Linked DNA regions of Homo sapiens: regions 2, 3, 4, 5, 6 and 7 are each linked to region 1. Evidence: chromatin contacts called from ENCODE Hi-C or POLR2A ChIA-PET data. All regions are on one chromosome and are shown on one strand. The core of a region is the stretch at or near the end of the contact, and the rest is flanking DNA. Distances in the headings are between cores, read along the strand shown. Region 1 has its middle 30 kb from the start of CSF2. Region 2 overlaps CDC42SE2 (CDC42 small effector 2). Region 3 overlaps RAPGEF6 (Rap guanine nucleotide exchange factor 6). Region 4 holds the start of CDC42SE2 (CDC42 small effector 2). Region 5 holds the start of AFF4 (ALF transcription elongation factor 4). Region 6 holds the start of HINT1 (histidine triad nucleotide binding protein 1). Region 7 has its middle 34 kb from the start of CDC42SE2.

Region 1 (3,692 bases), core at 921-3,420:
CCCAGATAAGGCCTGATTTAAAGCAGGCCTTTGGAAAATATGTCTAGTCTGTGCGAAAATGCTTACCATTCCCCTGACAGGGACAAGTGCCAAGTCCCCATACTAGTTTAGCTTTGTGGGCAGAGCCCTGGCCTTGTTGGTCCAGCTTATCATGCAGACAAGAGCCATGTCAATACTGGTGGACCCCGCTTGCTGTGGGAGCTGGAGAGCCAGATATGCTCACAGCTCCTTCTCAGTTACACCTAAGCTGCCTGTGGGGAGCTCAGGACTCTGCATGCGCCTCCACATCTTCAGGCCGAAGATTCTCCATCACTTCCAAGAAAGCACGCTCAAATGTGAAAGCAGATAAATCATTAGCACCCTGTGCTGGGGCTTGTTACTGTTCAACAGGGGTTCTCTTTCTGGGAACCTAAGATACTTCATGTGTACCTTAGCAGCAGCTAATGGGGGTGGATGGAAGTGGTCACCAGGCATTCCAGTCACCCAGGGATGCCTAGGTCCCTTTACCAGGAAGCAGCGAGAGAGGCATAATGGACACAACTCTGTCTTTCTTATAGAAGACACCTGTTTCAGGCCAGGCCTTTATCTTGCTGAAGCTGACCCCACTGAAGGGTCATTGTGCTTTGGTTAGAAAACCACTGCAACCAAAGCCATCCAGTGACAAAGTAGTGGGATCCCTCATACTGGAGCAGGCAGACACCTACTGTCCCAGTAGTCTCATGTCAGAAACAACACTCAACATACATTGTCTTTTGTGCCCAGCTTGGGAGCTGGTCTGTGAGGACTGAGGGATCCCAGGTACCTTGAGTTCTTGTAACCATACAGTGGATGGACACAGACACAGCACCATCCTAGGGCTGGCAGATACTCCATGCTCATCGGTGCCAGCCTGCTCATCAACAGAATCACCCACCTCCATTCTGTCACCCACCAGGTATTTACTGAGACTCTTCTACATGACATGTGCCATTGAGGGTACTGGGAGAATAGCAGCAGACCTATAATACAAAAGCCCCTGCCCTTGAGGGGGGCTACCTGGTTTCCAGGTGCACCCCCAGTTTATCTCATGGTTTAGGTGGCACTATTTATGACTCACCAAGTTTGTGACAGATGATCAGTGTCTTCCTTCTGTGGCTGCAGTTTATCTGTGCACAGATGCTGGCATCCTTCAATCCAGGTCTCAGGTTTGGGTCAGGGCTTAGCTTGAGGCAGTAGGAAGAACAGAGCTCTCTGGATGGTTTAGGCAAGCTTGTCCAACCCATGACTCACAGGCTGTATACTACCCATGACAGCTTTGAATGTGACCCAACATAAATTGGTAAACTTTCCTAAAACATTATGAGATTTTTTGCTTTCTTTTTTTTTTTTTTTTTTTTTTTTTTGCTCATCAGCTATTGTTAGTGTTAGTGAATTTTATGTGTGGCCCAAGACAATTCTTCTTCCAAAGTGGCCCAGGGAAACCAAAAGATTGGACATCTCTGGTTTAGAGATTCAGTTGGTTTCTTCAACTTCAGTTCTTGGTGTACAGGGATGGCCTCTGACTTGCTCCACATCCTCAATCCGGCCACCACCTGGTTTTCTGCACACAGGAAACACTTGGCAATGTTGGCTGAAACAATGAGTGAGAGCCAAGTGCCAAGTGCTGGGCTAACCTCGCTCACAGCCAATTAGGCATAAAGTAACCAGGGCTGTAAGAGAAGTGGAAACAGAGATGCAGATGCTCCAAGGAGGCCAGACACTTGCCCTCCTCTCTTGGTGAGTCCTGTGCTCAGAAGGGGCACAACGGAGACGTGCTTGGGCTGTCCATACGGCAGTCTCTCTGCGGCAGTGGAGAAAGCTCTGGTCTGTGTGTATAGTGTGCATGCAGGGGAGTGTGCATATGTGTGTATATTTGCCTACATGCACATGCATGTTCACATTGGCTCTGGTCCCCACAACAACACCATTATAGGGCCCTGCTTAGCCATCCTTTCTGCAGTGGGTGGGGGGGGTGGGGAAAGGGGTTCCTGACTGCTGTGTCACTTTTGGATAGTCACTGTTTTTTGTGTGCAGCACTCCTACCTCACCTACCCCACCCCTAGAGGCAGGCAGGGTGATGACTGAAGCATCAGGCCTGTGGTTTCTGTAACAGGAAGTGATTTAGATGCTGAAAGCTAATTTTAGATGAAATGATATGGGGTTTTTAAAGAATCTTTCAGGGTTGGTTTCAGGCTCAAGGCTTAGCCCCCTGCTCCTCTTGCCTACAGGGGACAGGCAGTTTCCCATTGTCCTTGTCACTGTCTTGCTGGGTGAACTCATGCCTAGCTGGGCAGGGTTCTTAGGTAGAAAGCCAGTGCTGATTTTTCCTGGATTTCAGAATGTTTAAGTCATTGTTTTTGGCCTTGAACACCAGAGTCCTGTGACTCAGCACAGGCCTGGCTCTAGGCCAAGCAGACACAGGACCTCTTATCCCTGGAAGGGGACTGCCTGGAGGCTCCCAAGGATCTTGTTAGGACAGAGATGTCCACCCTCACCCAGGCTGAGGCCTGGGCCAGAGGTCAGATGAGGCTTCTGGGCCAAAAAAAGTATCATCTTGGGTGGCAGACACTTAGGTGGGGCCTCTTCTCCCAGTTAGCCCTGTCCTGAGCCTCTTAGCAGGGGCGGCTTTCTGACCCAGGTGCCACACTAAGGATCCCATCCTGATTGAGCCCTGTAGATTGGGACTCCTGATAGCAGCAGACACAAAAGAAACTGAGGAGTAGGCACAGAACTCTGAGAGTCCTGTCCTCCTGGTGTCGGGGTCCCACTGGTTGGGGACCTTGGAGCCTCGTGGTTTCTGTCTCTGCCAAGGCCTGAGCACAGGAAATAGAAGGTTGGGCCTCCCTGGTCACCTCTGCAAGGGTCTTCAAAGCCCATTTTAATCTGTTGTCCCATTCCCTAGGTCTTCCACAGCACCCCATACCAGAGAATGCTGCTCCCATTATCAGAGAAGCAGCCAAATATCAGCATGCTAAGAGAGATGTCCCAGGGTTACATAGCTTCACTCAGGCAGCATTGGAGCCAGCCAGGCCAGGAGCTTACCCTGTCCCATACTACCGATGGGATGCCCAGCATTCAGGGAAAAGAGCTCACTCTGCATATCTCATCTAGACAGCAGCCAGCCTCATGAACCCCTACCACAAACCTGGGACCTCTGGAAAGCCAAGTATAAGTCTCTGCCAGTTCTTAGTCCACCCTTGTTCTGCTTTGTGGTGAGGTATAGCTTGGGAGATGAGGCGAGGCCTATAGGTCTTGGTTGGTACACAAGAAGAAACACTTCTGCCTAGAGAGGCTGTCGACAGACATTTCCAGGGACACACAGCAGACAGCCTTCATGGCCTTCATGACCAGTCGGTCCCTTGTGGAAGACAAGTAGGACAGGACAGATGATTAGCCCAGAGCCAAAACTGAGCTCAAACCGCAGAAGAGGAGAGCATTCTCACAAAAGCTCCAGTGTTTGCAGCACAATGACGGAGGTAGATGGTGTGAGCTAAGCCCTGTTTTGAGAGTTCCATAGAAGGTGTCTTTGACCTATTTTCAAGGGCTGTGGTGGTAGGAGGAATTTTTGGCCACATCATAAAGAGTTTTGTGGCCACCTCTGATATACCTAGCTCAGGAAGTTGTAATTTTCCATGATTAGGTTATTAGTCACCAAAGTGATTGCTGCCCCCAGA
Region 2 (3,768 bases), core at 987-3,486, 820 kb after region 1:
ATGAATGTTCATATTTATAGCAGCATTATTCATAACTGAAATGTGCAAACAACCCAACGTCCATTCACTGATAAATGGACAAATAAAATACTGTATAAGCATTCAACAGAATAATATTCAGCCATAAAAGAGAATGATGGGCCTGGCGCAGTGGCTCACACCTGTAATCCCAGCACTTTGGCAGGCCGAGATGGGCGGATCACCTGAGGTCGGGAGTTCAAGACCAGCCTGAACAACATGGAGAAACCTCGTCTCCATTAAAAATACAAAATTAGCCAGGCATGGTGGCACAGGCCTGCAATCCCAGTTACTTGGGAGGCTGAGGCAGGAGAATCACTTGAACCCAGGAGGCAGAGGTTGCAGTGGGCCGAGATCACACCACTGCACTCCAGCCTGGATAACAAGAGCGAAACTCCATCTCAAAAAAAAAAAAGAGAATGATGTACTGATACATGCTATATGAATAAATCTTGAAACATTATGCTAAATGAAAAAAGCCAGACACAAAAGGTCACATATCGCATGATTCCACTTACATTAAATGTCCAAAGAGGCAAATCTAGAAAGAGAAAATATGTAAACGGCTATCAGAGGATGTGGGGAGGGAAGAACAGAAATGACTACTCATTTTGTTTTGGGGTGATGAAAATATAAAATTAGTAGCAACGGTTGTACAACACTGACTTATGTAAAAAAGGTGATTTTGGCCAGGCGCAGTGGCTCATGCCTGTAATCCCAGCACTTTGGGAGGCCAAGGCGGGCAGATCACCTGAGGTCAGGAGTTCGAGACCAGCCTGAACAACATGGAGAAACCCCATCTCTACTAAAAATACAAAATTAGCCAGGCATGGTGGCACATGCCTGTAATCCCATCTACTCGGGAGGCTGAGGCAGGAGAATCGCTTGAACCCGGGAGGTGGAGGCTGCGGTGAGCCGAGACTGCACCACTGCACTCCAGCCTGGGCAACAAGAGTGAACCTCCATCTTAAAAAAAAAAAAAAAGGGCCAGGTGCAGTGGCTCACACTTGTAATCCCAGGACTTTGGGAGGCCAAGGCAGGCGCATCACGAGGTCAGGAGATCAAGACCATCCTGGCTAATATGGTGAAACCCCGTCTCTACTAAAAATACAAAAACATTAGCCAGGCATGGTGGCGGGCACCTGTAGTCCCAGCTACTCGGGAGGCTGAGGCAGGAGAATGGCATGAACCCGGGAGGCGGAGCTTGCAGTGAGCCGAGATCGCGCCACTGCACTCCAGCCTAGGTGACAGAGCAAGATTCCATCTCAATAATAATAATTTTAAAAAGGTGATTTTTTATGTGAATTATCTCAATTAGGGTGTCATTAAGGAAGGAAAATAACCTCCTCTCCCCCCAAAGAAGAAAAAAAAAGGTTACTTCCTTAGAATAATCTCTCAGAAGTGGAAATACACACAAATATGCCAAAGCGCTTTTGAAACAGGTTCCAGATTTATACTACCTCCAACAACATATTTAGTACCTGTGTCATCACTGTACTCAGGTCTGAACAAGCACCATTCCTTAAACCTTAAATCTGATAAGAGAAACTTGCTATTGTTTATTACTTTAAAAATGAACACTTTCTCCCCATATCTTAATCATAAACTTTTCAAATGGTCAGTTCTTAGCCTTTAAAAGTGACTTCTCTATGTATATAACACAAATGTTTCGATTTCTCAGGAAATGTAGAAATGGACTTTCTTACAATTTTGGTCAGCAATAATTAACTCATCCTAACTCAGTTCTATTTCAGCTTTTAACCTTAAAACTTTCCTTTAAGTCACATATTTTTAAAACAGTCCGAAAAACTACTCTCCTCCTTAGACAGGGAAATTAAAATTTCCCTGAAAGATCACTACCTGGGTTATACATGTTTCTAGTTTCCTGATGGCACTTAACTTTCAAGTGAAATGTCCAAGTGGCTCCCAAGACATTTTAAAACGATATGGTATTGTTGAAAGGAAATTAAACATTTATTAACATCTTATTCTACAAGCCAAATGCTTTATGTGCATTACTTCATTTAATCCTAACAAATGTATTACTCTCACTTAACTGAAAAGGAAAATGAAAATCACCAACGGTAAGAACTTGCCACGCAGCAAATATGCAGCAAAGTTAGAGATCAAATCGAGGTGTGTCTAAATTTCAAAGTCCATATTCTTTCTGCCACTTTACAATGCTTTCCAAGCTAAATGACTATGGAAAATCAGGCAAGACTTTGAATACTTGTTCTGCCACTTACTGTGTGACTAATTTCTAAACTTCTTCAGAGTAGAGTTTACAAAAACAAGGTCACTGTTCACAAAATAAATCTTAAAAGAGGAGGCTAAAAATTCACTGTGAGATGAAACTTTCTTTAAATACTATTTTTTCAACAGCAAAATGTATGGAATAATTCTAAACACTTTTCTAGAATTTGTTTCAAGATTCACTTTACCTTCCAACAGAGGCACTTGCATATCCACTCACAAACATGTAATGTAGATAAAAAACACTTCTTTAGGGGCTGTCAAGTCTCTTCTGTAGACCACAAATGCATCATTTCTCAGTAGAAAAGGCCACATCAACTACATTGCTCTTTACTCTTCTTTACCACATGAGAAATGTTTTCAGCAACATATACACCATTCAGGAAGTAGCACAAGGGGGTAAGAGAAAAAGCTACTGAAGAGAAAAAGACTGGAGGAGCTTGTGAGCAAGCAGTGATACAACACAGAAAGGACGAGGTTAAGAACAATAAAAATGAAGGCAAGACATCAGCGGTCTACTCTACCCCAGGTAATGGATATCACTGTGATCAAGGAAAAATCCTTAAAGGATCTTTGATTTGCTTTTACAATTGCTATTTAACGACCCAAACAACCACTTGACAAATTTGGAACTGGTGATTTCCAAAGAATGCAATATACCAATATATATGAGCAATTCTTCCACAAGGATTTTTCACATTCATAAAACAAAAATCAAAGGAAACATTAACATAAGAATTCTTACATGCTAAAATTTTTCCAAGAACTATTTCACTCCTCATTCTCACACATAAAAAGGGTAGCAATATCTAATAAAATTGTCATACTACAGATAGATGAAGGCCTTCAATAAAACACAGTTTTCTTCCAAAATTATTTTACTATTAAAGGATCAGTCGGACTTGGACAGACTAAAAAATATAAACTTATCTACAGGCTCATATTTTACCCTAGGGCTATTATTAAAATAATTCTGCTGTACATAGAATCCTGAATGGTTTTCATCAGCTAGTATAAAACAATCAGGCTATTGTGCAATGGTAAGAGGGCTCTTAAGAAAAAAATTACTGCTGAAAGTAATTCTTTTCTCCAGTTGACTTACCACATTCTACTCTCTATAAACACCATTGTTTTTAATCACAACTTTACCTACAGCTTTATCCTCGTCAAACAGAATTTTCACTTTCCAATATGACCCTTTCAAACTGAAGTAATAAAAAGTAATACTTTTATGATAATATTCGTTAAAGTGAAATGTCAGAGTCTATGTAAGATTTTGTGAAAAAACATATATTCATATTGAGGTATCTGGAAGGATGTTCATCAAAACATGACCACTGACTAGTTATTATATTTTAGGGTGGTAGGATTAAAACTTTTTCCTTAGCTTGTATATACTTTCTGATGTTCTACATTAAATACAGTTTGTGTGTGTGCATAAAAGAGAATAATTTCAGTTAAAGGGTAAGAAATGTAGACCCCATATTTTAATTCAGT
Region 3 (3,409 bases), core at 339-2,838, 590 kb after region 1:
ACTATCATTTTTAAACTCCCACTTGAAATAAATTGCTCTGATTTTTAATTACTCTTGTATTTAAAAAGCTTTAATTCTTCACTGTTATCTAAATTACACTCTTAATTTTAAATTCCAAGCCTTTTACCTCTAACTACAATGTAGTTTTATATTTTACTGTTCCCCCACTTACACATTCTAGATTCTGCCCCATCACATATGTACGTTATTCCCTGAACATGTCTGCCTTTTCCTAGTCTTGTGTTTTAATCATGCTCTTCTACCCGTAGCTTCATGAAGATGACATTTTCATGTTATCTCCCATGTCTTTCCAACAAGAAGAAATGTCTCCTTCCTTGGAATCCCTCAGCAGTTTTTCTCTCGGACATGTCACTTTTTCTCTCTGCTTTTTTTGGTAGTTACTTGTAAACTTGACATTTTTCATCACCAGAGTAAATTTATGGAGTGCAGAGTTGATGTCTTAAATTTGTATCCCATGGTGAGTCAGGCACAGTGTTGGCATTTAGGAAGTACTCTAGAAATTCTTTTTTTGCACTGAATTATATTTGAAAGTAGAAACCAATATTGGCTTCAAGGAAAATGCAGATCTCTGCTAACTAAAACTTTATTATCCAGGGCAAAAGAGACTTGATTTTGCCTGCCTGCCGTGTTGTAGAGGTTATGAAATGGGTCAACCTGGACTGAAAGATTAACTTCATAGAGTTCTAACCCTGACCAGGAAGACCTAAGAACTAAATGGTCCATGAAAAGGTTAAATGAAATACTAAAGATGGGAATACAGAAAAGAGAGGCACTGAAAGTCTAAGGCTTAACACTTGCCCTAAATTTGAAAATGTGGTTTTTGTAAGTTTGTATAACTCTTAGTTCCAACCTATAGTTCTCTTCATTGTAGCTTCATGTTTATCTAGATGGAAACAGGAAAAGGATATCCTCTGGTGGTTTATTTGGGGAAGGCCGAGTCATCAGAAAATCACCTCAGACTGTCTGCCTCACCAAATTATATTTATGTATACAGAGACACATTCATATGTCAGGAAAAGAAAAAAGTTTCATGCTGTCTTAATCCTATCACCAATATATATATTTTTCCTGGACTTAACTCATTTATCATAATTAAGGGTCTGATATGTCCCAGGTGCTAGGATAAATTAATTGAAAGGCTGGGGATGAGTCTTCTGTGTACCCTACCTTCACGAATACGGAGTGTCTTTTGACCCACATATTTCCACTCGTGGTATTATGATATGAGTCTCTAAGGCTTTATTAATTTTTTTTTGGCTTTTTTCTCATCTCTACTTCAGATTGGGTAGCTTTTGTTGCCCTTTCTTCAAATTTATTCTTCTTACAGTTTATATCTCCTTACTGAGATTATCCATTTTTCCTCTAATTGTTTTTCTTCTAAATTCTTGAACTTATTTGTAGTAAATGTTGAAAGTTCTTGTCTCTTACTTTCATTATCTCTATCATTATCGAGTCTCTTTATAGTGGTTTGTTTCCTGTTTATAGGTCACATTTCCCTGCTTCACTTATGTAGTAAGTTTTTATTGTATGCTGAACATTGTGGATATTACGTTGAAAAAAATTCTTACCTAATTATTATAGAATTAAACTTTCTGCCCAGGAACTGCATCTTCAGAAGTATCATGCAGTGACTTCTTGTCCTGTGGTCATAATCATATCTACCTTTCTCTTAAGGACCTGACTTTCCTTTGTTTAATCAAGGAGTTGGTCTTTACATTTTTAAAAATTCATTTTAAGTTTAAAAAAATCCCTTTAAATTTCTTAGCATGTTTTTGAACAGTCTTATTTTTTATTCTTAATTCCTGTTTTATCACCTTATGCTCATGTATACTCTTAATATTTTAATAGTTTAATGTATTTTCTTAACTAATTTTATTCTTTTTATACTACTATGTAAAAAGTAGAGGTATAAGAAAGGTAGTTGTGGTTTTTGGGGGGTTTTGGTTTTGGTTTTTGAGACACGTTCTCACACTGTCACCCAGGCTGGAGTGCAGCAGCAAGATCTCGGCTCACTGCAGCCTCTGCCTCCAAGGCTTAAGCAATCCTCCCACCTCAGCCTCCTGAGTAGCTGGGAGTGCAGGCATGTGCCACCACACCCGGCTAATGCCACCACACCCGGCTAATTTTTGTATTTTTTTGTAGAGACAGGGTTTCTCCGTGTTGCCCAGGCTGGCCTCAAACTCCTAGGCTCAAGCGATCTGCATGCCTCAGCCTCCCAAAGTGCTGAGATTACAGGCAGGAGCCATTGTGCCTGGCTTAGAAAGACAAATTGTAAGGGTAGATTATATTCTTTCCTTTGCAGTTGGTATTAAAAGGTTCCTAAAAAAGTTCTTTTAGTAGCCTTCTCTCAGTCCCAACCCATGACTTCCATTCTTCCTAAAGAGCTATCTCCTTAATTGTCTTTGCTTCTCATGCAGATGATAATTAGCCTTCTCTACTGTCCATATAACTAAATTCCATCTTGCCTTTTTATGTTGTGAGCCATCTATCTTTTTATCCAACATAATCTAAAATATGGGAATGAGACCAGATTGAAATAATCTGGGTCAGGGGATGAAAACCTTAGATTAAGATGAAGACAGAGTGATTTAAAAACCTGAATTTTTAATGCAGATTACACTTAAAAATTGATAAAATAGAAAAGGGATATACTAGGAGTGAGCTCTCCTGCATATTGAGAAATTAAATTGTGTAGAAAATACTGCTTTAGGTTTTTTCCCAGTCGTTTCTTAGATTAAATCAGTGTATATAAATAAGGTTTTTGGAAAGTCTTTTTAGCATGTACACATATTTAAATTTAAAACTACTTGTCTTTAAAAAAGGATTATAACCTGCAAACAAGTTTGTGGTTCTATGTATTATTCAGAAATATACTCCGTTTAAACCCTGTAATTTCATAGCCAGTAAACAACTCAGAGCGTACTAGTCAGTCATGAGATACAGTTGCCCCTATATGATCCTGTCTTAGTCCATTCAGGCTGCTGTAACAAAATACTGTAGACTGGGGGGTAGCTTATAAACACCAGAAATTTATTTCTCACTATTCTTGAGGCTGGAAAGTTTAAAGATCAAGGCACCAGCAAGCAGATTTGGTGTCTGGTAAAAGACCTCTTTCTGATTGTTAGAGGTACCTTCTAACTGTAGCTTCACAGAGTAGAAGGGGAGAATGAGCTCCCTCAGGCTTCTTATATACTAATCCCATTCGTGAGAGTTCTCATGACCTAATCACTTCCCAAAGGCCCCACTTCATAATTCCATCACTCAAAATAAGAATTTTGAGGAGGTACAAACATTCAGACAATCGCAGACCCTTAAGAACTAGCTTGTCTAATTTAAAGATCACAATTTGAGTATTTAGTCTAGATTGTTAAATGACTATTACTTAAAG
Region 4 (3,441 bases), core at 736-3,235, 840 kb after region 1:
TTTATTTGTAAGTGGTGAACACAAGGACAAAATAAAATTCCTGAAATGAAGCTTTATTTTAAAACATTTCTTATAGAAAAGGAATCTACTGTTTATCTCTGGGGATTTTTAAAAACAGAAAATGTTATTACAAAGATTATTTACAGAAAACAGGACCAGAAGTACATTACCCTTCAATACACTGTACCAAAGTCTCCTAATAGGGACCAGGGAGATAATAAAAACACTAGCTTATTAAATGTCTTCCTCCCTTCATTTTAAAATGTAGACAGATTCTATTAAACTGACAATATAAAAGCTTAACCCAATAATTTTAGCTGTACAAAGTTACTTATTAACCTTTAAAGGCTGTTATGAATTTACACTTCCTGCAGTTCACCTGCCATCTTTCCCAACTGAAATAGCCACTAGGGGTTTAAGACAGTCACCACTTGCGACATCAATAATAAGGAAATAACTTTGCATTCAAGTTTAAGAAAAGGATAATTGCGGATTTTGCCTGTGCCCATAAACAGGTGCTTAATGAATATCTGTTGAGTAAATGGTGACATTTTATTATATTAGTGCAACATTAGCTTTTCCCCCCCTAAATTTAGAGTTCTCCCTTGCTCAAAAAGCAGCAAGACCATACCACAGTCCCTTCTCAAAAACACATAAACTCCTTTATTCATAATGAAACAGAAAGCTGGGTTTCAAAATACAATCCCACTCCCTCTTTATCTTCTCCATTATTTTTAAAGATTAGAAATAAGGCCTGTTTTTAAGAAACAGAAAATGTATACCAACTTCTCTCAAACCAAAAGAGAAAATCCAAATTTGATATATATTTTCTATGTTCATAATATTGAGAGTAAGAACGGACTGTTCATCAACAGTATGTTATGTGGGACAAAAACTAAAAAACGTATATCAAAAATACATACTGTTTGCCGACATTCTTTCCTTAATCATAATCAAGGAGTATGTGCCTAAATTTTACTAGATGTGAGATAAGCTTTGTCTGATATTTCAAGATTCATTCATTCAACAAATACTTTACTGAGCACGTACTATAAGCCAGGCCCTTCAACGAAACATTTAGATTTTGTAAACTGCACATCACCCCCCAAAATTCCCCTAAAAAAGCTTATCATTTAAAATAATTGCAAGCTAAAGAGGAATCCCCAATGTTGTTTCTTACACATAGTGAAGTCAGCGGATCGGGGCGCTTTTTCAGCTGTTAATGCGGCATCAAGGAGCCGCTACCTACCACACCCGTTGCCTAAAATCGCAACTTAAAGCTGCAAGCACTGGGTAAAACAACCTGTAAGAGTAGCTCAGCTCCCGCGACGAGGTAGCCAAGGGCTTTCAAGCCCGGGGCCCGGGGCGAACCGCGGCAGGACCCGCGGACTGAACGCGTCGGGCGCCTCAGGCGAAGAGTCGGAGCTCCGGAGCCAGGTGTCTTTGCTCCCCGAAACCCTCACCTAGAGACCCCGGGCCCTCCCCGCCCGCCCCTCGCACCACCCTCCCGACTTCCAGACGTGAAAAGTTGGGGGGAGGGGGGGGGTCTGCCTTTCCATTTTACATCAGGCGGTCAGTTGGCTGCCTCAGCTGTCCGCCTGCCGTGAATTCTGAACTGAGCGTGTAACCATTCCTCAGAGGAAACAGAAGAAAAACCAAAGGCAGGGTCCTAGGGCATGAGGACCTCGCCCAAACCTGAAATGGAAGACGCAGGCTCAGCCCACAGCCCGCAGCGCGCGGCTGGCAAGGCCGGGCCGCGCTCACCCCAGAGCCCTCAGGGACGAGGGTTCGGGGCTTCGGGACCCCGCCCAAGGGACCGAGAGGGCGAGGCGTGGCGGCCGACGCGCGACTGGGGCTGGCATTGCACTCACCGTCGCCTTTGTCTCAGCCGCCCGCTCCGGCCGCAGCCCCTCTCAGCGCCGGCTCCGCGGCTCCTGCCGCCCCAACGCCTGCAGCTGCGCTCCCCAGCGCGCTCGCAGCTTCCTGGCTCCCCCTCCCCGCCCAGGCTCGCGCGCGGGTTGGGCGGAGCGAGAGGCGGCGCGCGCCCCTAGAGCGGCCGGAGGGGCGGGCGCCGTTGCGCAGCTGCAGCGACCGCAGTGCTGGCCCCGCCCCCCGCCAGGCCCCGCCCCCGCCGTACCTCCGGCATGGGCGAATCGGCCGGCAGGCGATGGGACCCCCGGGATTCGAGCCGCGCGGGTTAGGAATTGGCCTCTGTAGCTAACGGACGCCTGAGATCCGGGACTGCAGCACTCGCGGGAAAGGACGCTCCGAAAGATGGCGACCAAACCTGGGCGGGAGCGTGGGGGAGCCCCTTCCCACCCCGGCCCGGGCCGCGGACATCCGTGCGGAGGAGCGACGTCTGCGCACGTTGTGGGGCGGTGGACGCGCACAGGCGAGGGTGGGTGGGTGGGTGCTGAGCGGTTGTGGGATGAGGGGTCTCTCAGTAGCGGTTGAGAGCCCATCCTCTGACCACTGCTTTTTCATGTAAAAGTCAGAATCGTTCAATCAGTCATTAACTGGTTTAAGGCTGGCTAAACCACCTGGTTTGAAATGCGTGAAAATTACACATGTACTAGACTTCTGTGATTCCTTTGGGTGTGTATTTTACATATCTCAGAAATCAGAAACATGAGTGCCCTATCTAGCAGCCAGCAGTCCACCAAAATGCCTACAAAACTTTATCGTAAGTTCAAAAGGATAGCGTAATGCCACTGAAGTAAGCTCTCGAACCTGTAAGTAATGTATGGTCTTCCCCATTCTAGGTTGATGGCGAGGATTTCTAGTTACTCAGGCCAAAAACTTTATATCATCCATAACTCCTCTCATACTCTCATTTTCACTTTCAATCTGTCAAGAAAGCTTGTTGGTTGTACCTTCAAAATAGAACAGAGTGGGCAACATAGCGAGACCCTGTCTCTACAAAAAAAAAAAAAAAAAATTACCCTGGTGTGTTGGCGTGTACCTATAGTTCCAGGTACTCTGGAGGCTGAGGCCAGGAGTTACGTTACAGTGAGCCATCATCAGGCCACTGCACTCCAGCTTGGGCTGGACAGAGTGACACGTGTTCCAAAAAAAAAAAAAATTCTCCATCTTTCCTACCTTACTATTTTTCCTTTCATCCCATGACACTTCCCACCTTGTAACAATCTTTATAATTCAGAGTCAGCCCTCCGCATCCATGGCTTCTGCGTTTCTGGATTCAACCAACCACAGATGGAAAATATTTGGGAAAAAAAACACAACAATTTAAAAATACAAATAAAAACCAATACAATATAACAGCTATTTACATAGCACTTACATTGTATTATAAGTAATCTATAGATAATTTATACAGGAGGATATATGTGGGTTATGTGCAAATACTATATCATTTTATATTAGAGACCTGAGAGGATTTTGGTACTGGTCGTGGTCCTAGAGCCAATCCCCCTCGGATAC
Region 5 (3,559 bases), core at 231-2,730, 860 kb before region 1:
GATGGCAAGCTCCCGGCTCACTGCAGCACCGACCTCCTAGGCTCAAGTGATCCTCCCACCTCAGTCTCCAGAGTAGGTGGGACTATACGCATGCACCACCACGCCCGGCTAATTTTTGTATTTTTCATAGGGATGGGGTTTTGCCATGTTGCCGGGGTTGGTCTCAAACTCCTGGTCTCAAGCGATCAGCCCCCCTCGGCCTCCTAAAGTGTTGGGATCATAGGCCTGAGCCACTGTGCCCAGCCTATCCAAGATATTTGAAGTGAGAAAAAAAGGACTGAACAGCGTATATAGTGTGTTACCTTTTGTGTAAAAAGAAGTATCCCTATATTTTAATGTATTACTTACAAATATGTAGGGAAAGATACATTATTAAATGCTAAGTGATTGCCTTCCAGGACTGAAACAGCTAACAGACAGAGATGGGAGAATCAATTATTTTTTATTCTGTCATGTTTTGAGTTTTCTATTAAGACATTTCCTAATTTATATAGCTCTATAGAGAAAATGCATATAAAGAGTGAAGCTTAAAAGAAATAGTAGATGTTTAGAGGTGAAAGAAGTGTTCAGAATGATATGCTGAAGAAAAACATTAGTGGGCCGGGTGCGGTGGCTCACGCCTGTAATCCCAACACTTTGGGAGGCCCAGGCGGGTGGATTGGTTGAGGTCAGGAGTTCGAGACCAGCCTGGCCAACATGGTGAAACCGTGTCTCTATTAAAAATACAAAAATTAGCCGTAGGTGGTGGCTCCCCCCTTTAATCCCAGCTACTCCGGAGGCTGAGGTACTAGAATCGCTTGAACTCGGGAGGCGGAGGTTGCAGTGAGCCGAGATCCCGCCATTGTACTCCAGCCTGGGCGACAACAGCGAGATCTATCTCAATAAATAAATGAAAAGGAAAACATTAGTGGCAGAAGATGTTTAAATGACGAAGAAAGAGGGACGGTTTGGCTTCTTAGGGTAAGTTTACTGGAAATACCGAACAGCCTCCTGCGTCCTTTGCCTTTTTGCTGGACCTCTTGAGGACTCGAGGCTTCGACACCTGGAAGCAAGTCTAGGAAGCTCCGGGTTGGGCCGGATCCCCACCAGAGGCGAGGGGCGGAAGGCCTGGGTTTGTCACCTGAGCCCCAGAACCGGCATATCCGGTTCGGCCCGGCCCCGCCCTTCGGAACCTCACTAGCGGGCTACGCGCAGGAGGGCGTGAGCTCCCGGATGTGCAGGCCCTGTACTGCCGTGGCAGCCCTGCCGGACGCGGCCGCAGTGCCCAGAGGCTCAGGCCTATACCGCTCGGGCGGGTCCTTTGCCTGGCCCGGGTCATCAGACCCCACAGCCGGGAACGTCACCACCCCGGGCGTCGCCTCCCGGCCCAGCCGGCCCACAGACCCCCGCCCCCTACTCCCCCAGCGGGGAGGGGCGCAGAGGCATCACGTGACGCCCCGCACCCGCCCGGTCTTGGTCACATGGTGGCACGGCCGCTGCGTCAGTCACAGCCCTGGCTGCAGGAGTCCAGCTGCCGTCGCCGCCGCCAGCGGACGGGGCGGGGATCCTGGTGCCAGGTCTTCGTTAACCCGCCCCCGCCGCCTCAGTCAGCTGTCCCAGCCCGGGCCCGACCGTCATGGAGCGGTGCGGGGCCTACGCCTGTTCCGTGTGAGGCGCATCGCTGCCGCCGCCGCCGACGCCGCCTTCGTTTGTCGAGGCCTCCGGAACCCCCGCCGCCTCCCGGAGCCCCTCGCCCTTGGCAGCCTGTCACCGCCCCCTGGGCGGGCTCGAATGCGCGTCCGGTGAAGGTGCAGGCCCGGCGCCGCCACTGCCGCAGCCAGGAGATGGTTCGGGCCTAGCGGAGCCGGGACTGGAGGTAAGAAGGGCCGACAGACTGACCCAGGGCCGGGCCGGGCCGCGGGGGTTGTGGCCGGGGCCGGGTGGGGGTGGGGGCCCGCAAGTTCTGCGGGGAGCCTCGGGGAGACCCTCCGGGCTGGGGCTGCTCAATCAGGCGTCACCCCTCCTCTCATCTGCGCGTCCCACCCCACCACCTTCCCGCAAAGATAAGAAAATAAAAAAAGCTAACCCAATCCTAACAAAAATTCCCAGAAATCCATCCGTTTAGTGTTTCTCCTTTCCTCTTTCTTTCCTCAGACGTTCCATCGGCTGATTTGTTACTTTTTCATATCCTCCTCAATTTCAAATTATGTCTAATTAAAGAGAAAATAGGCCCAGATTCTGGCTAACATTACCCAGCTAGTTCTCGCTTTCCTTCTCGCGATCCTGCGCACCTCTCCCACACCCCCACCCCCGCAAAAAAAAAAAAAAAAGAAGGAAAAATTTCCGCCTTCGACTTGCGAAGGGGATTGACTAAAAATGGGAACGTGGGGGTATAATACTCGAATACCCTCCCCTACAACTTCTGAATCGGTCTGTTACCTAGTTATCCCAGTAGCTTGTGCGTGGATATTGATGTTTAGGCCTTTCCTCCAGCTGCCTGTGCTTGGGGTTAATCTCGTAATTGACGTCAGTGCTTTGTTCCTTCTACTTTGCTGTTCCTTCCACTCTTTGAGGATGGATCATGGAGTACAGGAGTTTTGGGAGTAACCTTATTGCCTTTTCGTTTACAAACAGTATTATTTTCAGGAAGTGGAAGTACGAATCTGAAATGTTTGTATATGGAGTTCAAGGCGAAGAGTTCGATTTAGGGTTCTCGTAGTTTTGTCAGTTGTAATTCAGAATTATGCGGTTTCTTCCCTGCTGGCCACATGGAAATTTTATACTAAGGCCAGTCACTTTTCCATTGACCAGTGTTTTTCTTGATGGAATCTAAGCTATAGGTGTCTGTGAATAGACTGTAAATGTAACATAAAATGTGTGCTGTTTTTCGGGCTCAGATATGAAAAGCGCAAAGCTTCGTTTCTGTATTGATTCTGCACTTCATAAAGTGCTTTTTAAAACTTAACTGGTCTTTAACTTATCAAAATTGAAATATTTATGAGAACTTTCTTAATTTGGGATTTGATAAAGAGCCTTTGTGGTCTGTGAGTCTGCCTAGAATCATCTTTGGTCATACGTGCATAAAGAAGTGTTGGCAAGTGGCCACTTGGTTTTCAACAAAGCTGGCTTCTTTAAATTTCTCAGATTCGTTTTCCTTATTATCACTGCATCTTTCAGCTCCTAAATATAAGAAAAATTCCCAGTAAGTTATTTTAAGTTATCTTTCAGAGTTAACTTACTAAAAACCTGGAAGCAGTCAAATTTTTCTTTTTTTATTACCAGCAGTTTCATTCAATTTGCGGTGGTTTGCAGGCTGGTACTTTGATTTTTGTTAACTCTCTAGAAACAGTAGGCAAATTTTACTTTAAATAAAATTTTGCTTCAAGTGGGGACAAGATGGGGTGTCTGAAAAAAGAGCCCAGCTGTGTTAATTGGAACATGATCTACAGTTTGGGAGTGTAAGGTGAAGCTGTGTAATTAAGAATTCTTAAAGATTGAATATTTTTGTTCTGAGTCACTTTCTACTTGTCAGATTCTCACATTCAGGTTGATACATTCTCTTCTGTGTACTCTTGAGTTA
Region 6 (3,487 bases), core at 122-2,621, 940 kb after region 1:
AACCTAACTTGTAGGGCCCCACCCCAGATCAACTGATTTTGACAATTTTTCTGTGGTTATGAAAGGAAATTAACATGACTTCAAAACTATTATCTAATTTATAGGCATTATTTAGATTTTACGAATTGTCCCAGTAATGTCTTTGATAGCAAAAGTACCAAATGGACACTTTTGAGATTAAAGGCAACCACATTCAATAATTTTGCCAAGACAAGGGTAGTAATGTAATCATAAAAGGCAGCTGAGCTCACATCTGTAATCCCAGCACTTTGGGAGGCTGAGGCGGGTGGAACACCTGAGGTCAGAAGTTTGAGAACAGCCTGGCCAGCATGGGGAAACCCTGTCTCTACTAAAAATACAAAAATTAGCCAGGTGTGGTGGTGCGCGCCTGTAGTCCTAGCTACTTGGGAGGCTGAGGCATGAGAATCACTCGAACTCGGGAGGCAGAGGTTGCAATGAGCCGAGATTGTGCCACTGCAGTCGAGCCTGGGCGACAGAGCAAGAATCTATCTAAAAAAAAAAAAGGCATTGAGGAGGTATACTTTTTCTTAATACGTACACTTAGAGGTCTGGTATGATAACTGTAATTGTCTATAGGATTTTATAAATGGATGTCCTTAGTGACCTTGACAAGAGGGAAATGGACTCAAAAATGAAAGATAAGAAAGCAGACATGGTATGTAGAAAACTTCTTTATAAAACGAGCAAAGATACGGAGGGGGATGTGGGATTAAGGAAGGTTTTTTTTTTTAAAGTGGGTCATTTTATTAATACATTATGTTGATTGCTGCTGGGAAAAATTCTTTGCAGAGCAGTCTAGGGAGGTTTACAAACTACTGATGCCTGGGGCTCATCTCCAAAGATTCTTATTTAATGGATCTGGGCTGCAGCCAGGTTCACGGGGATTTTTAAAAGCTCCCCAAGTGATCTTAATGTGTAGTCAAGATTGAGAACCACTGGTAGAGAGAGAAAAAAACTCTGTTGAAGAGAGGACTTAAAATCTGCTGCAGCAGCAAGACCTTAAATAATCTAAGTGCTAAGTTGCAGCCAGCACCACTTAAATTATCAAATCTTGTCAGTTACAGTATCCAACTTTCCCTACAAGCATCCATAGGCAGACGAAGGGTTTATACCAGTAACTGCATTCCCCAGGAGACAAGAAAGGAGGATAGAAAAACGACTTAGGAATCTCCTTGGAGCTCAAGACCAGGAACTTCCCCAAGCCGGAGGTCCCTGAGGCGCTCTAGCGCGCTGGCCGCACTCGCAGCCCAGGTCGCCAGTGCGCACGCGCAAGATTAGGTGGGGCGCCAGAGCCGGGGCACCTGCGCAGGCTTGGCTGCGCCCTCTCGCGCCGCACGCTCTGCGGGTTCCTCCCTTCTTCCGAGCCTCTCCTCTGGCCGCCGCGCGGGAGAGAGGCCGAGATGGCAGATGAGATTGCCAAGGCTCAGGTCGCTCGGCCTGGTGGCGACACGATCTTTGGGAAGATCATCCGCAAGGAAATACCAGCCAAAATCATTTTTGAGGATGACCGGGTAGGTACTGGGCACCACCTCTCTCGCCTGCTGAGGTGGGTATCGTCCGCGGATCCTCGGGTTTCTCGCGGAGGGAGAGGAGGGGTCGCGAGTGTAGCGGCGACGGGAGGGGACCTGGCTGCCCTGGTCCAGCGGGCCCCCAGCCAGCGGACAGGGCCCGGGCACTCCGAGGCGGCCTGCCGGCGCGTGCCGGCGCTCCGGTTACTCGTTATCTGCCCCGGGCGCGGGCCAGGCCGCCGGGCGCCCTGAGTGCCGCACCGCGGGGCCTGGGCGCGTGTCGGGGCGCACTGGGGCCCCCGCGTGGAAGCCCGCCGGTTCCCCGGCTGCCTCGGACCTTGCCTGTATCAGGAATCTCGAAATCTCGCCAGCGCTCTGCCTGACAGAGAGAAACCCGATCGCGCCCTGACTCAGGCCCAATCTCCGCGATCTCCCGCGCACAGCCGGCCTGCCAGGGCCCGGCGTTCCTGGGCGCTGCTCAGCAAGGCATTGTGCTCGAGGGCCCCAGGGGCGCTGGGAGGTGCGCGGGCCGTCTGGGCCTGCCGGCTTCCTCCGCGGGGTGCGGCTTGCCACCCTCACCCCTACCCCTATCCCTATCTCCACCCCAAGGCCTACCCTGGGCTAGCGAGGCGATCTCCTGAGATAAGAAGTGGGCCCGCGTCTGGGATTTGCTTTCCGTTGACCTCTCCCGCTGAACATTTTGGACTTACAAACAGCTGAATGATTCTTTTTGTATTCAACAGGAAGTAATTTTATGCCAAGAGACTAAGACTGTAGTTTTTGTTGACTTCTTGTAGGTGAAATCCCAGTTGATGTGACTTTGAGATATCTTGTGTAAATTATTTAGTGGCCAGTTGTATTTTTGGGATTGGATCTCAGATAAAGCTGGGCAGATTGGCTGATTTAGATAGAACAAATTTTGTAAACAGTTTTGTTAAATTTAGGAAATATAAAATCTAAGAAAAACATTTATTCTACTAATGTCGGTTAGATTCAAAACGTTATCAAAAATTTAATTAGGTTCCTCTAGGTAAATTAAAAAAAAAAATACTTTGTCTCTACTCAGGGGAAATTCTTTGGTTTTAGAAAAAATATTTCTTTTTAAAGTTCGCAGTTGCCTTTGAGAAATGGTTCTTGAAAAATTTACATTTGAACCACCGAAGTCCAACTGTAGAACGGCAGGAAGCATTCTAAATGAATCAGCATTTTGTAGGGAGTACCCAGTAGAATTACTCCTGAGACAAATAAGTGTGGATGGGTTTTATTAAAACAGCTTTCACTTCAGCAGTGAGCAAGAGATTCGAAAATATTCATGTCATATGTGTATTTACAGACACTGTTTTAAATAATTAGTCTAAATGCTAAAGAATATCATATATATACTCTTCAGCTTTACACAAAAGGATAGGTATATTTCTTAAATAGTTGAGTAAAGTGAGAATAGATATTAATCAAGTATCAGACAAATATGTAGTTACAAAACTGATTGCTATCATAAAGAAAAAAAAAAAACCAGGAAATTGCACAACTAGGACTCTGACCTGGGAGTAATGGGACGGGGAGGGCAATCAGAGGTTTTTTTCTGTTTTTTCTTTTTTCTCCCAGAAATCATGTATGTGCTGGGAATGGAATGGCGGAATGACTAGCAGTTTAAATTAGACGGAAGTTGGGGTTTGGAGGGGGAGAGGATCATTGAAAAAGCTCTGAGGGCAGAGAGCTCAGAAGGCCAGTTCCATGTGAAGACCTGCAGGAGATCTGGAGAGGCAGGCAAGGATTAGCATGGCCAATTTTTATGCATTCATTGGCTCCCAGTTTAAATGTCACTGCCTCAGAGTTGTTCTTAAACACTTAATCTAAATCAGGCTTTTCCTGTAATGATCATTCATATTTTTCCTTTGTAACATGTATGACCTTTGGTGATTATACTTTTAAAGTTGGTCTTCCCATAAGACTTCCAT
Region 7 (3,479 bases), core at 60-2,559, 870 kb after region 1:
TGGTGCGCACCTGTAATCCCAGCTGCTTGGGAGGCTGAGGCAGGAGAATCGCTTGAACCTGGGAGGTGGAGGTTGCAGTGAGTGGAGATCGTGCCACCACACTCCAGCCTGGGCGACAGAGTGAGACTCCATTTCCAAAAAAAAGAAAAAAGAAAAAAGAAAAAAAAGTATAACAATTCTAAAATAGAGAAAGGGTGAAGAAAAGTTAATGATTTCAACAGAAGGCAAAAAGGAAGAAACAAAAAGCAAAGGTAAGACTGGTAGTAATAAATTAAAATACATCAGAAATCACAATTAATGTGAACTGATTAAACTCACAAGTAAAAGACAAGATAATTTCAGATAGGCCTCTTTAGATTAACCAGCCGGCCAAACACCAGAGATATGAGAAAGGTCGTGTTAGATTAGACCATTCAGTCCCAACCAAACTGGCCCAGACCGAAAGAAACCATTCAGCCAACTCACAGAATCATAACAAACAATACATGTTTTTTTTGTTGCTTTTGCATGATTTGTTATGCAACAAAAATGATCTGATAGAGTTGGGATATTAAAATTTATTTTAAAATACTTCTAATAGTTTTATGCCACTGAATTTGAAAATCTTAAAAAAAGATAATGTTCTAGAAAAATATTAATTCCAGAAACAGATTCAAAAAGAAAAATATGAATGAAAATACAATCATTAATCTAAAACAAGTCCTCATTTAAAGTACTAGGTTTAGTGTTTTATAGGAGATTTTTAAAAAGCCAAACTTCAAATAACAATTAATCTTCCAGAGAATTAAAAAGGAGGGAGAAGACACAAACTGGTATAACTGGTATAACTTTGATACAAAATTACACAAAGACAGCAAGGAGAAAGAAAAACTAAAGGTCAATACTGCTGATAAACATTTACGTAAAATCCCTAAACAAAATGTTAGGAAATAAAATCAAGCATGTAAATACACATATAGAAAACATATACATACATGTGTGTGTATGTATGTTTATAGATGTATCATGATCAAGTAGGCTTTATAGCAGAAATGCAAAACAGGTTTAACAATGAGAAAATCTGTAATATAATTCATTATTCTCGTTAAGAGATTTAAAAAGCAAAGCTATATTAACGTCTCAATAGGTGCAGAAAACGTAAACAAACGATAAACCCCTTGGAAGACTACGAATAGACAGAAACTCCCTAATGTGAAGGAGAATACTGTGAAATTTATTTGACTTTTAGTTTTCGGTTTCTTTCCTGCATTTGCATTTTCTCTTCTCTATCACTGGAGGGCTGGAAGGCTGACAACTACATTTCCCATGTTCCCTTGCTGTGGTTTGGTTCAATTCTGTCAGTAGGAGACAATGGTGGGGATTTAAAAGGTGGCAAAGGGAGAGAATCCATTTGTTTTCTTCTGCAGCAGCCTCTAGCAGCAGAAATAGCTGTGCTGCAGCTGCTCAGAAGCACAGACTTCCTGGGCTTGGAGTGACACCATTTTTCACTTTTTTGCCCCTTCGCCTTTTCAATAATTTTGTAATTAATTCCCCGAGCTAACTTTCCTGTTTGAAATACTTAAGTGGTTTACATTTTCAAAAATTGGTTAATAATTGAAATAGGTATCCAGTAAACTGCAACAAACATCATTATGAGTGGTGAAACAGTAGAAAAATTTCCTTTGAAGACAAGTACAGGACAAAGATGCCTGCCCTTAATGCTTTCCAGTGAACATTGTACTGGAAGCCTTAGATTCAGCAATAGGACAAGCCCAAAGGAAATTATGCGAAATTAAAAGGAGGCGACAGAATTGTCATTAGAACAAGTAGGATGCTCAGCAACCTTCTAGTGCTTCTGGGTACTAGATCATTAAATAAAATCAATACCATGCTTATAAATGATATTGGAAAGGTTTTATTTCTTAAATGAAAAGAAAGGATATTCAAAGAAAACATGGTAAAATGATAGTGTTAAATCTTGGCTCTGTGTACATAGATAGATACCTGTTACAGTTTTCTTTTTTCTTTTTTTGAGACAAGGTCTTGCTCTCTCACCCAGGCTGGAGTGCAGTGGCGTAATCTTGACTCACTGCAACCTCTATATGCCAGGCTCAAGTGATCTTCCCACCTCAGCTCCCTGAGTAGCTGGGACTACAGGCTCGTGCCACCATGCGTGGCTAATTTTTGTATTCTTAATAGAGATGGGGTTTCCCCATGTTGCCTAGGCTGGTCTCAAACTCCTGGGCTCAGGAGATCCACTCACCTTGGCCTCCCAAAGTGCTGGGATTATAGGCATGAACCACTATGCCCGGCCTTTCTCTCTTCTTTATTTAAAAACAAACAAACAACCTACTTTAGGTCAGAGCTCCAAGTTTTCTTAAATTGCTAAAAAAACAATTACTGAGTAAATTAGCCAGGTGCATTGGCACCTGCCCATAGTCTCAGCTACTTGGGAGGCTGAGGCGGGAGAATTGCTTGAGCCCAAGAGCTCAAGACCATTTCAGGCAACACAGTGAGACTCCCTTCTCAATTAAAATAATAATAATAATAATAACAAAAATAAAATTACATAGTAAATTAAATTACAGGCTACAGGAAGAAATTGTATAGGGTTAATTAATGTTCAGTTTATATTAAATAAAAGAAAAATAGGCTGGGTGCAGCGGCTCATGCCTGTAATCCTAGAACTTTGGGAGGCTGGGGTGGGAGGATCACTTAAGTCCATGAGTTTGAGATCAGTCTGGACAACATAGCAAGAACCCGATCTCTAAAAACACACATACACACACACACACACACCCCATAAGGTAATTATAAGTCTATGTAGTTTTTTAAATTTCTAGGAATGAGAGCCTGGTTCTCTCCATGAGAATGAGTTGATTTTGCTCCACACAGTAGCATTCTGGGACTTCAGAAACTTCAGGATATACTTCTGAAAGAACCTCAGGATTGTATTAGTCTGCTCCAGCTGCCCCAACAAAATACCACACACTGGATGGCTTAAACAGCAGAAATTAATTTTCTCAGAGTTCTAGAAGCTAGAAGTCCAAGATCAAGATTCTAGCCAATTTAGTTTCTGGTGAGAGCTGTCTTCCTGGCTTGCAGACAGCTGCCTTCTTGCTGTGTCCTCACATGGCCTTCCTTGGTGCATGTGCTCAAGGGAGCAAGTTAGCAAACTCTCTGTTGTTTCTTCTTATAAACCCATCCTTATGGTCACATAACCTCAATCACTTCCTCAGCGGCCCCTTACCAAATAGAGCCACACTGGGAATTAGGGCCTCAACATGTGATTTGAGGGGGACACAAACATTCTGTCCATGATGAGGATATACACCCTAAAAGACGGTAAGGAGCTAAAGCTGCTGGTATTTGCACTATAGGAAAAAATAATGTAATTTTAATTACTTTTAGAGTCATGTGTCTTTTATTGCAGGGAACAGAGCCTTGAGTAACTCACATAAAGGATATAAATCTCACAGAAGTCAAAGACTGAAGCCAGA

Evidence for each region. A loop is a pair of places that touch in the nucleus more often than their neighbours do. ChIA-PET counts read pairs that join two places held with the same protein, here RNA polymerase II (POLR2A). Pooled maps may share reads with other maps.
Region 2: a loop to region 1 is called in a map of natural killer cell, with 6 times the contacts of the local background. The contact joins two enhancer-like sites. A Hi-C loop is called at or near these places in 1 of 168 maps with a recorded cell type or tissue (natural killer cell), 6 of 37 single-sample maps with no recorded cell type and 10 of 50 pooled maps. POLR2A ChIA-PET finds 5 or more read pairs at or near these places in 1 of 52 experiments (activated T-cell).
Region 3: a loop to region 1 is called in a pooled map, with 2.3 times the contacts of the local background. The contact joins two enhancer-like sites. A Hi-C loop is called at or near these places in 2 of 50 pooled maps. POLR2A ChIA-PET finds 5 or more read pairs at or near these places in 4 of 52 experiments (CD8-positive, alpha-beta memory T cell, OCI-LY7, activated T-cell and 1 more).
Region 4: a loop to region 1 is called in a map with no recorded cell type, with 3 times the contacts of the local background. The contact joins the promoter of CDC42SE2 here to the enhancer-like site in region 1. A Hi-C loop is called at or near these places in 1 of 168 maps with a recorded cell type or tissue (naive thymus-derived CD4-positive, alpha-beta T cell), 6 of 37 single-sample maps with no recorded cell type and 12 of 50 pooled maps. POLR2A ChIA-PET finds 5 or more read pairs at or near these places in 3 of 52 experiments (activated T-cell and activated naive CD4-positive, alpha-beta T cell).
Region 5: a pooled map shows a loop between it and region 1 (10-fold over the local background). The contact joins the promoter of AFF4 here to the enhancer-like site in region 1. A Hi-C loop is called at or near these places in 1 of 37 single-sample maps with no recorded cell type and 7 of 50 pooled maps. POLR2A ChIA-PET finds 5 or more read pairs at or near these places in 2 of 52 experiments (T-cell and activated naive CD4-positive, alpha-beta T cell).
Region 6: a map with no recorded cell type shows a loop between it and region 1 (6-fold over the local background). The contact joins the promoter of HINT1 here to the enhancer-like site in region 1. A Hi-C loop is called at or near these places in 2 of 37 single-sample maps with no recorded cell type and 9 of 50 pooled maps.
Region 7: a loop to region 1 is called in a map with no recorded cell type, with 3 times the contacts of the local background. The contact joins two enhancer-like sites. A Hi-C loop is called at or near these places in 3 of 37 single-sample maps with no recorded cell type and 4 of 50 pooled maps.

Annotation. Positions count from the first base shown.
Region 1 is chr5:132,102,234-132,105,925 of GRCh38, reverse strand. No RefSeq gene overlaps it. Among named protein-coding and RNA genes, the nearest start is that of CSF2, 30 kb to the right of the region's middle. RefSeq lists enhancers at 2,078-2,457, 2,236-2,530. Within about 2 kb of position 2,170, at least 30 of the 41 ENCODE cell types and tissues checked have a DNase peak (open chromatin) inside an H3K27ac peak, as active enhancers do; they include natural killer cell, where a contact is called at or near this core.
Region 2 is chr5:131,280,164-131,283,931 of GRCh38, reverse strand. The region is part of intron 1 of CDC42SE2 (CDC42 small effector 2); the gene reads right to left. Among named protein-coding and RNA genes, the nearest start is that of CDC42SE2, 18 kb to the right of the region's middle. Within about 2 kb of position 2,236, at least 6 of the 41 ENCODE cell types and tissues checked have a DNase peak (open chromatin) inside an H3K27ac peak, as active enhancers do; they include natural killer cell, where a contact is called at or near this core.
Region 3 is chr5:131,512,595-131,516,003 of GRCh38, reverse strand. The region is part of intron 7 of RAPGEF6 (Rap guanine nucleotide exchange factor 6); the gene reads left to right. Among named protein-coding and RNA genes, the nearest start is that of RAPGEF6, 120 kb to the left of the region's middle. Within about 2 kb of position 1,588, at least 4 of the 41 ENCODE cell types and tissues checked have a DNase peak (open chromatin) inside an H3K27ac peak, as active enhancers do.
Region 4 is chr5:131,262,597-131,266,037 of GRCh38, reverse strand. It overlaps CDC42SE2 (CDC42 small effector 2), which reads right to left and starts at 1,985. Exons shown (of 5, transcript NM_001375635.1): 1 at 1,872-1,985. RefSeq lists enhancers at 706-1,523, 2,652-2,701 and silencers at 1,722-2,371, 2,402-2,451, 2,462-2,531.
Region 5 is chr5:132,961,555-132,965,113 of GRCh38, reverse strand. It overlaps AFF4 (ALF transcription elongation factor 4), which reads left to right and starts at 1,480. Exons shown (of 21, transcript NM_014423.4): 1 at 1,480-1,855. It overlaps AFF4-DT (AFF4 divergent transcript), which reads right to left and starts at 1,302. Exons shown (of 2, transcript NR_186175.1): 1 at 980-1,302; 2 at 424-873. RefSeq lists a silencer at 1,186-2,025.
Region 6 is chr5:131,163,140-131,166,626 of GRCh38, reverse strand. HINT1 (histidine triad nucleotide binding protein 1) reads left to right here and starts at 1,371. Exons shown (of 3, transcript NM_005340.7): 1 at 1,371-1,532. The coding sequence starts at 1,422. RefSeq lists enhancers at 1,002-1,051, 1,322-1,981, 1,982-2,642 and silencers at 1,202-1,251, 1,262-1,341, 1,552-2,191.
Region 7 is chr5:131,228,466-131,231,944 of GRCh38, reverse strand. It overlaps a transcript of CDC42SE2 not described here. Among named protein-coding and RNA genes, the nearest start is that of CDC42SE2, 34 kb to the left of the region's middle. Within about 2 kb of position 1,309, at least 2 of the 41 ENCODE cell types and tissues checked have a DNase peak (open chromatin) inside an H3K27ac peak, as active enhancers do.